2 separate regions of the Homo sapiens genome follow, and region 2 is linked to region 1. A link is a loop called in an ENCODE intact Hi-C map of the cell type or tissue named here. Cell type or tissue: dorsolateral prefrontal cortex. All regions are shown on one strand. Each heading gives the region's core, and the rest is flanking DNA. Links, peaks and the distances in the headings are about the cores only. Region 1 has its middle 42 kb from the start of ISG20. Region 2 has its middle 26 kb from the start of ACAN.

Evidence for each region. Peaks named below come from ENCODE experiments on the same cell type or tissue, not always from the same donor. Only the 100,000 strongest peaks of a DNase experiment are listed, where the experiment ranks them.
Region 2: a loop joins it to region 1, with 1.9 times the contacts of the local background. A loop is called at or near these places in 1 of 110 quality-filtered maps.

Annotation. Positions count from the first base shown.
Region 1 is chr15:88,678,360-88,683,738 of GRCh38, forward strand. No RefSeq gene overlaps it. Among named protein-coding and RNA genes, the nearest start is that of ISG20, 42 kb to the left of the region's middle. RefSeq lists an enhancer at 5,007-5,066. In dorsolateral prefrontal cortex, for the core only: a CTCF peak has its summit at 2,255 (motif pointing right); DNase peaks (open chromatin) are centred at 2,292 and 3,782; H3K4me3 peaks cover 482 bases; H3K27ac peaks cover 1,384 bases.
Region 2 is chr15:88,774,716-88,780,094 of GRCh38, forward strand. No RefSeq gene overlaps it. Among named protein-coding and RNA genes, the nearest start is that of ACAN, 26 kb to the right of the region's middle. In dorsolateral prefrontal cortex, for the core only: no CTCF peak of the experiment used is centred there; a DNase peak (open chromatin) is centred at 2,116.

The DNA of each region.
Region 1 (5,379 bases), core at 61-5,060:
CTGGCCAAAATGGTGAAACCCCGTCTCTACTAAAAATATAAAAATTAGCCGGGTGTGGTGGTGGCCGCCTGTAACCCCAGCTTCTCGGGAGGCTGAGGCAGGAGAATCGATTGAACCTGGGAGGCAGAGGTTGCAGTGAGCCGAGATCACGCCAAGCCGAGATCACGCCACTGAGACAGAGCAAGACTCCGTCTCAAAAAAAAAGAAAAGAAAAGAAAAGAAAATTCTCTCCTTTCCTCCTTCCTCCTCCTTCCTTTTTTTTGATAAGGTCTCACTGTGTCGCCCAGGCTGGCTGGAGTGCAGTGGCACAATCTTGGCTCACTGCAACCTCCGCCTCCTGGGTTCAAGCGATTCTCCTGCCTCAGCCTCCCGAGTAGCTGGGATTACAGGCATGTGCCACCAGGTCTGGCTACTTTTTATATTTTTAGTAGAGACAGGGTTTGCCATGTTGGCCAGGCTGGTCTTGAACTCCTGACCTCAAGTGATCCACCTGCCTCGGCCTCCCAAAATGCTAGGATTATAGGCGTGGGCCACCGCACATGGTCTCCTCCTCCTTAAAGTCTCAACTTGTGCCACTTTCTCCATGAAGCCTCCCCTGCCACCCGCAGGCACTCCAGCTTCCATGGCCTCTTGTACACCCCTCTATCATGTTGTACTGAAACTGCCTCTTCACGTATCTAACCCTCCACAGCCTGGCAAACAGTAGGTGCTCAATAAGTGCCACCCTAAGCCTCAGTTTCTTCATCTAGAAAATAGAATAATAGCATCTACTTTTAGACGTCAAGGTTCTTCCTTATGACCTATAGAAAACATCTCTACCAACCTAAGCAGAAAGCAACTCTACTGGAAGAATGCTGGTTGGCTTGGAGAATTGTCTGTCAGGCTGGGGCCAGGCTCAGAATACAGGCAGGAAGGAGAAGCACTGAGCAGCCCCGTTCAGGCACCACACCACTGGCAGTGCACATTGGATATCACTGTGGGTCCCAGCAGAATGAACTCTGACCCAAGCTTGTATCTGTGTGTCACTTGCTCCTTGGTGTGTGTTTAGGCCCTCCTTGCAGGGAGCAGGCCAAATATTTATCTGGTCTTGCAGGTCGGGCATGGTGTAATCCCAGCACTTTGGGAGGCCAAGCTGGGTGGATTACCTAAGGTCAGGAGTTCAAGACCAGCCCCACCAACATAGTGAAACCCTGTCTCTACTAAAAATACAAAAATTAGCCAGGTGTGGTGGCAGGCACCTGTAGTCCCAGCTACTTGGGAGGCTGAGGCAGGAGAATCGCTTGAATCAGGGAGGCAGAGGTTGCAGTGAGCTGAGATCACACCACTGCACTCCAGCCTGGGTGACAGAGCAAGAGCGAGACTCTGTCTTAAAAAAAATTATCTGGTCTTTTAAGCTTCTGTACTGAAAGTGAGGCCCAGTCTCTCACCAAGACTCACAAGATGGGGACGTTCTCAATATCGAGGGGTGGGGGTGAGTTCAGGTGCTCAATAGTAACCCTCCATGAAGATGTCCCTCACACAGCACTGTTGGTTTGGTAGGAGGATTAAATGAGATGATGTATGGCCAAGTGATTCTCAGACATTTCTCCTAAAGGCAGAGAAATAGAATGTATCCTCATCTGGATGTCCAGCCTGCAGCCTTAAGTTGCAAGCTTGTGTTACATTTATTTGACAAACATTTATGAAGCTCCTGCCATGTGGCAAGTCCTCTTCTCAGCACTGGGAATACATCAGTCAGCAAAACAGACATAACTCCTACTGTGGTGGATTTCTATTCTATCATTTATCTTTGGAGTCTTATGTTTTGCTTGGAAATGCGTGCAGACGATTGCATTCTATTCCCTAATAGGACCATAACAATATACTCATAACATATGAGGTCTTGTTTTAATACAAAAGTAATGGCTTCCTACCAAAATTTTGGCGACTCAGTGAGCTGGCGGTTGCCTTGCCTCATTTGTTTGAAGAAATGGAAGACTATTTTTTTATGTACCTATATTTGAGCAAGTTTTCATTGACACCGAAAACAAATCTTGAACTGAGTTTATGGAAGGAACGAAGAGAAAGCTCATGGGAAGGGGCAGGATAATGGGAAGATGGGGCCCTGCCAGCCTCTGTCAGGGGCCAGGAGCGGAATACCCTGGAAGTCCGTCCTTCTGCCTGAGGCACTAGGAAGGCTCACATGCTCTTTCTTTTAAGGGGTTCTCTTGAAGAGCGGTCCCAGGCTGGCACTGAGAGTGCCACTGGGTGGCAGCAGTTCTGGGTTGGGGGGCCACTGGCTCTGAGCTCAGCATGGACTTGAGGGCCACAGTCATCAGGCAGCCTAGGAGATGGCATGCAGCTGGCAGCAGTGGCCAGCCAGGAGACGGAGGGGCAGGCAGGCTGTGGCCTGGACAAGGGAAGCAACGTCTCTTGGCAGAGGTGCGAGAGGTGGCGATGGCCCTAGGGTTTGCAGGTCCAGATGCAGAGTGGGAAGGAGGCCCAGCAGGATCCGCCCATCCCATGATGGGTGGTTTTGGAGGGCTTTGTTGCCTAAGGAAATTCACTCTCCTTCCCAGGCATAAGACTGAAGGGGTTTATGAAAAACAGATGCTGGTTGAAGTGCGGGTGAGGGGAATTGTGGTCCCCACCCTGAGGGGGATGGGGTTGAACTGAGCTTTCCCCACCCCCTTCCCAATCCCTGTTCAGAAGCCGACTCAGAAAAGGCCAACTGGTGAACGAACCCTCAGCAGACCAGCGTGGCGACAGAAAAGGCCCTGGGATTCCAGCTCACACAAGGACCTACAAGGATATGGGTTAAAGTGGGCAGTTGTTGACATAACAATGATAAAAAGAAGTAATATATAACACTCACTGCATGCCAAGCACCACTCTCAATTCCTTCGTTCCTCCCAGCAGTCTTGTGAATTAGGTGCCCTAGGCAGAGCTAGGATCCTGGCAGTTGGCTTCAGGGTCTTAAACCCTGTCTGGCATTGACCTTGTATCTTATACCCCAGAGGGGAAGAATAGGCAATATTTTTTCAGCAGCAACTCTCTGATTAGGTGATTTATTACCCCTATTTCATTTTACCTTCCCCCATTTTATAGATGATGAAACTGAGGCTCAGAGAGTACACTACATAACTTGCTTAAAGTCGCAGTTACTCCGTGGCAGAACCTGGATTTGAATGCAAGTCTGTCTCACTGCAAAGCTTGGCAACATCACAGTATCGCAATAAACACAGAGCCCCTTCTCCCTCCTCCTGGACTCATGTCAGTCCTGGTCTGGCTGCAATGTCCCACTCAGGGGTCCTGCAGCAGCTGCCCTTCGTCTTAGCCAGACCACTTCCTGTTGGTGAGCCACCCAGAAAAAGCCAGAGAGAGCATGAAGAACTTTAGACAGGGCTGATGGAAGCCTCTGCCGCCCTCTCTCTCTCCAGCCGGCCTGCCTCCCTTCAGTGACCTTCGGACAGGAGCCAGCCACACAGACAAGGGCCGCATGGATCAGCAGCCTGTGGCCGGCCCCCGAGGGCGGGCAGCCAGGTGCCAGTGGCTGCAGGAGAGAAGGGCCCCTCTTCTCTCCACTCAAAGGTGGATTGAGGAAGGCTGGCTCCATGATTTTTCCAAGAAGCTCATCCAGAGCCAGAGAATGGGAACATCTGTGCCCTGGGCTCTGTCCTGGACGCGGCTCAGGCCACAGTCTGGGGCTGGCGTCAGCTGGAGACAGCCCTGCGTGGAGGAGGCTCTGTCCCACTGGCCAGTGGTGGGGCCACTCCCAGCTGGCAGGCTGATGAGGGGTAGCCGTTGGCCTCCACTCCTGGGAGAGAGGGAGCCCAGGCCAGTCAGGGGAGGGAGCACAGGGCCTGAGGCTTGGGCACCAGGGGCCATCTGCATGGGCTGTTTATGCAGCAGGACTGGCAGAAGCCCCAGAGAACCCGCACATGGACCTGGGGGCACAGCTTCTCCTCCCCAGTTCCTGGACCCAAGGCCTCTCCCTTCCCCATCTGCCTTTGGTGACAGGCATGTGTGGGCATTCCTTACCTCCCCCACCAGCCTGATCATCAAAGCAACAAGGGAACTTAGAGATCATCTGGCCAGCTTATTTTCCCCTGTCCCTTTTTTTCACTTGGTATATTTTTTAAATTTAAGTTTTAGTTTTTTGAAAAGGTAATATATGTGCGTGATTCAAATATCAAAGTGCTATGAGAAGGTATACATTGAGAAATGTCATTTCCACCTGCAGCTTCATCTACTCTCCCCCTGGCCACCCCCACCCCACCTGATACCACAGGACGGTACACATTAGCTTCGTATGCATCCTTCCAGGGCTTCTGTATGCAAATCAAACATATAGATATTTATTTTTAATTCTCCCCTTTAATTATATAAAAATTAGCATACTAGGCCTGGTGCAATGGCTCATGCCTGTAATCCAAGCACTTTGAGAGGCCGAGGTGGGCGGATCACCTGAGGTTGGGAGCTCGAGATCAGCCTGACCAACATGGAGAAACCCTGTCTCTACTAAAAATACAAAACTAGCTGGGCATGGTGGTGCATTCCTGTAATCCCAGCTACTCAGGAGGCTGAGCAGGAGAATCGCTTGAACCTGGGAGGCGGAGGTTGTGGTGAGCCGAAATCATGCCATTGCACTCCAGCCTGGGCAACAAGAGTGAAACTCTGTCTCAAAAACAAACAACAAACAGACAAACAAAAACAAAAACAAAAACAAAAAAAAATTTAGCACACTAGACATCCTTCCATATCTTGCTTTTTAAATTTGCTATATCCTGGAGACATTTTTTTTAAATCATTTTGAGAGCACCTTCATTTTCCCAACTGTATTGTATTCTATTTTGTGGCTGTATGATAATTTACTAGCCAGATTTTAGAGATGAACACATGGTTGGTTTCCAGTCTTTCCAATCTTATTTTTAATTTCCAATCTTATTTTTAAACGAAGTCTTGTGAGGGAGCTTGATTGATGCCAAGCTGTTCTGGTTAGAGGAGATGATGGGTGAAGCCAACCTCCAACTTGCAACCTCCACCATCCCTGCCAGGTCTTGGAAGAACTTCATCAGAACCCTAGGCCTCCATGAAACACAGTAAAAACTATGATCTTGTCCTCATTGGCTCATTGTATAAATGTGAAACCGAGACTCAGAACAGGAACAAGACTGATCTGAGACCACAAGGTTAGCCTGCGGCAGAACTGGAGCTACAAACAAGATCACCTGGGCTCTACTCACTACACTATACATATTTCATCCTCAGGAGTCCCAGGCCAGGGCTCTGGGGCCAGTTGACTAGAGTCGAAGGCAGGTCTTTCTGTGGACCCAGCCATGGACCTAGCCACAGACTCAGCCATAGACTCACCCATGGACCCAGCCATATACCCAGTTA
Region 2 (5,379 bases), core at 68-5,067, 96 kb after region 1:
CCTTAGACCCTGTGCACTAAGCACCTTGCTACTGCACCCTAGGCCCAGACCCGATGGGGCCATTTAAGTTGGGGTATTATTTTAAGACCAGAGTTTAAACAAAAAGGAATTAAATCTGGCCAGGTACAGTGGCTCACACCTGTAACCCCAGCACTTTGGGAGGCCAAGGCGGGCAGATTGCTTCAGCCTACAAGTTCGAGACCAACCTGGGCAACATAGCGAAACTACCTCTCAGCAACAACAATAAAATGCAAAAATTAGCTAGGCATGGTGGCATGCACCTGTAGTCCTAGCTACTGGAGAGGTTGAGGTGAGAAGATCACTTGAATCTGGCTGGTTGAGGTTGCAGTGAGCCGTAATTGTGCCACTGAACTCCAGCCTGGGTGACAGAATGAGAACATGTCTCAGTAAATAAATAAATAAATAAATAAATAAATAAATATCCATTATTATAAAAAAGGAATTAAATGTTTTAAACTTAGATGTTATGAGCCCTTAAAAAGCCAAAAGTTTTTTACATCTTTTCAAGCTAGAAATGAAAAAGTCACAGAAGCATAAGCAATCAAATTACATTAACTAATAAAATCTCTCATACAGATGACACTGCTGAATGCCTGCTGAGTACAAACTCAGTAAAATAAATAACAGCACTACCACTTCCCAATGCTAACGCAACTTGCCAAATCAAAGATTTATCTGTGAACATGAAGACTGAGTTAATCTCTCATTGGCAGAATTGTACTTTTGCCTTAACAACTGGATGAGTGTACAGATGTGGCTGGACTGACTGTTTTGCTTGTATTTGTCCCATATCAGCACTAATTAATCATTGAAGACCTTCTTTTATGTAACACTTGGCAACAAACACAAGTGGTGCTGAAATAGGCAAAGTATTGAGGAACGTTTTTGAATCTTATGGTTTATCCTAGATCAACTGTGTTGATATGCGCACAAAGGCTGTAAAAGCAATGGTGGATGACACTGCTGAGGCCTTAGCATCAAGGCAGTGGTAGCTGTCCTCATAGTCATTGGATAGTTCGCTGCCATGCACTCACAGTAAACAGACAAATAAATAAATAAATATAAAAAGCCAGTTCCATTTTAGAATGCCCTTGATGAAGCAGTAAGAATTATTCATTTAACTAGATCTCAACACTTAAAAACATATGTCTTCTTTCAACATTACTTTGGAATGTCTTGTGCGATGAAAAGAAAAATGCATGAAAGCATAAAACACATCCGCTGTATCAAAGTACAAGAGTTATCGAGAGCAAAGGCATTGGAACAATTAAGTTACCAACTAAACTAGCCACTTTTTTCAGAAAACATCATTTTTACATGAAAGAACAATTGACCAACTGTAGTTATTTAAACCTGAGTATTTGGCAGACGTTTTCTTGAAAATGAACAAAGTGACCCTGTTGTTTCAAGGAACAACTGACAGGCTGGGTGCAGTGGCTCATACCTGTAATCCCAGCACTTTGGGAGGCTGAGGTGGGAGGATCATGAGGTCAAGAGATCAAGACCATCCTGGCCAACATGATGAAACCTTGTCTCTACTAAAAATACAAAAATTAGCTAGGCGTGGTGGCGCAGGCCTGTAGTCCCAGCTACTTGGGAGGCTGAGGCAGGAGAATCACTTGAAGCCAGGCATGGTGGCATGCACCTGTAATCCCAGCTACTTGGGAGGCTGAGGCAGAAGAATCAGTTGAACCTGGGAGGTGGAGGTTGCAGTAAGCCGTGACCGTGCCATTGCACTCCAGCCTGGGTGACAAGAGCAAAACTATATCTCAAAAAAAAAAAAAAAATAGTCAGAGACCAAAAAGGTTTGAGAACCACTGGCTTAAAATCCAATCAGGATTCACCCTCTAGGGCCAGAGGTGGGTCCGGCCCCCACCATACATGGGAAGCACATGGCTGCCTTAATGTGAGGGATGCCTGAAAACTCTCAGGCTCCCTGAGGAAGGAGGAATGAATGTGGGTAGGTACTAAGAGGTCTGCTACAGTGGTTGCAGAGTGAATCCTGACCTGGACCAAGGACTTCTGGGACAACACTGGCCAACAGCTGCAGTGTTAATTAAGGCCCATACATGCTGTGGCAGATGGTGAGAGTGACGGACAGGGGACCTTTCTCTTGAAGAACAAGGAAGCTTTGTGAGGCATGAGGCATCTGCTCTGCAGTGCTTAACAGCCTCTTCTGCAAATGGGCAACCCACGGTTGTTGAGGCTTTTCTCTATGAAGTACAACTATTTTGACTCCCATCCCATTTTTTTTCACCATATTTGCAAATTGAAAAGCCACGGCCAACAATTTAGTTCTCTTGCCTAAACATACAATCATATCACTTATCTATTCAAAACTCTGAAAAATCCAGTGTGTACAGAATAAAGCCCAAAATTTTGACATGCATTTAAAGATTTCTACCTTATGACCTCAGCCTGTCTTTCCGGACTTCCAGAATAAGTTTAACCTAATGGTTAAGAGCATGCATTCAGACGCTAGGTTTAACTGGTCCAAAACCCACTTCTACCAAGAGCTTATCAACTGAGGGATCTGAGCAGTAATACGCTGGTGAGTGTATTTTTGTTTTGTTTTGTTTTGTGAAGGAGTCTCACTCTATCGCCCAGACTGCAGTGGAGTGGCACAATTTCAGCTCACTGCAACCTCTGCCTCCCGGTTCAAGAGATTCTCCTGCCTCAGCCTCCCGAGTAGCTGGGATTACAGGCATGCACGCCACCACACCCAGCTAAATTTTGTATTTTTAGTAGAGACGGGGTTTCACCACGTTGACCAGGCTGGTCTCTGGTCTCAAACTCCTGGCCTCAGGTGATCTGCCCGCCTTGGCCTCCCAAAGTGCTGGGATTACAGACGTGAGCCACTGCACCCGGCCACTGGTGAGTGTTTAATAGGCTCTCAGGGTGGACGTGAAGTTCTGATTTTGCCAATCAGTCCTAGCATTTGCCAAGTTCTATGATATAAATATTTCCACCATGGCCGATTTTAGGCTACCAATGTGATATCACTATATTCAGAGTTGGGAAGAGAAGCTCACAACTGGCTCTCAAGGGCCATTGCAAGCTGGCTCCAGCACCCCACTGGACCTTGTGCAAGTTACCTACTCACTCTGAGACAGCTTCCTCACCTATCAAGTGGGGGTATGAGTGTCTAGCTATGACACTGTTTTAAAGATCAAATTGTACAGTGCTATGGTTCTCAAAGTTTAGTATGCATCAGAATCATCTTCAGGATGTGTTAAAACACAGATTGCTGGGCCCCACTCCCAGAGTTTGTGATTCAGCATGTCTGGGTAGGGCTCAAGGATCTGAAGTTCTAACAAGTTCCCAGGTGATGACATTTTGAGAGCCACTCGTGCAGTGCCTATGAAAGGCTAAGCTCACTGCCTAGCATAGAGATACCCAATACATATTAGCTCTTATTTTTATGATGCATCCGCACACATCCCATACTGTGCCTATGCTGAGCCTGTTGCCTTTCCCTGAACCCATACTGTATTTCCTTATCTCTGTATCGCTGCTTCTTCCTTCTTTCTGCACCAACAATCCTCCCACGGAAATCTTAATTCAGCTTACACACCAGAACCACCTTGAGTCCTCTAACTAGAATTTACTTTCCTAATCTGTCTCTCTTAAATTTGCAGTCTCTCCTATGGTTCTTATCAAACTTTGCCTCATATTGGAATGATGGCCTCAACATCTGTCACTCGATTATAAGTCCCAGTATATGGAATAATGTCATATATATTCCTGTCACCCTAGCCCAGCACCTTACATGTAGAAAGAGCTCCATCAGCGATGTTACTTTCAGTCACCTCCCTGTGACCAAGTTTTCTCCCAGAGAAGGAAGCTGCCCTGTTCAGGACATATGACCCATCTCCAAACCACAGGCTTCCTCATGGCCTGCAGGGTTGAGCCAAGAGGGCTCACCAGGCACCCTCTGGGGTTAAATTAATGATACTTACACAGAAAACAAATAAAAATACTGTTAAGGCCAGGTTGGGTGGCTCACGCTTGTAATCCCAGCACTTTGGGAGGCCAAGGCAGGCAGATCACCTGAGGTCAGGAGTTCGAGACCAGCCTGGCCAACATGGCAAAACCCCATCTCTACTAAAAATACAAAAATTAGCCAGGTGTGGTGGTGAGTACCTGTAGTCTCAGCTATTTGGGGAGGCTGAGGCAGGAGAATTGCTTGAACCCAGGAGATGGAGGTTTCAGTGAACCGAGATCGTGCCACTACACTCCAGCCTGGGCGACAGAGTGAGACTTCATCTCAAAAAACAAAAACAAAAGAACTGTTAAGTTGAAGGGGGAAAGTTCTGCAAGAAATGTAAATATATGATAGTGTACTACATGGCTCAGCTGTGACACACACTTACATAGTCATAGTGATGCTGGACACTGACCTATCCACAATTATGGTTTAACTTTATCAGGAGAAGAAAGAGGACAGAAAGTGTGCACATACTGAAGGCCTTTGGTGAAAGAGAGCTGAATCTTCTACTTTAACACAGTGAGAAGAGAAAATGCGTAAAACCTAAAAACCAAAAAGCATCACTATGTACATATTATATAAATATATGGATATGAATTTAAATGAAAAAGATGGAAGAGTTGAACTAGTTGCCTCTGGGGAGCAAAAAAATGGAGGGGGGCAAGATCTGATTTGGGAGGAAGGATATTAAGGCCTTCTTTATTGTTATTGTTATTATTAAAAATAATGAACTCCTTAAAGTTTATTCACACACAGATACATACAAACACACACACGTCTGTGAAAACAACAAAAACCGAAATTTTTTGAAAAGGACAAGGAGGAACTTATCACAAGTCTGTAGTAATCAGAACTGTGTGGAACTGGCTAAAGACAGACATATAGAGGCCAGGCACGGTGGCTCACACCTGTAATCCTAGCACTTTGGGAGGCCAAGGAGGGTGGCTCACTTGAGGTCAGGAGTTTGAAACCAGCCTGGCAAACATGGTGAAACCTCGTCTCTAGTAATAATACAAAAAAATTAGCTGGGTGTGATGGTGGGTGCCTGTAATCTCAGCTACTTGGGAGGCTGAGGCAGAAGAATCTCTTGAACCCAGGAGGTGGAGGTTGCAATGAGCCGAGATCGCGCCATTGCACTCCAGCCTGGGCCACAGAGCAAGACTCCATGTCAAAAAAAAAAAAAAAAAAAAAAAGACAGACATATAGAACCAATGGAATAGAATAAAGAGCCCAGAAACAAACCCTCAAAAATATGGTCAAATGATTTTTGACAAGGGCACCAAGACCATTCAAAAGGATAGTCTCTTCAACACACAGTGTTGTAAAAACTGGATATCCACATACAAAGGAATGAAGTTGTATTTGTAATT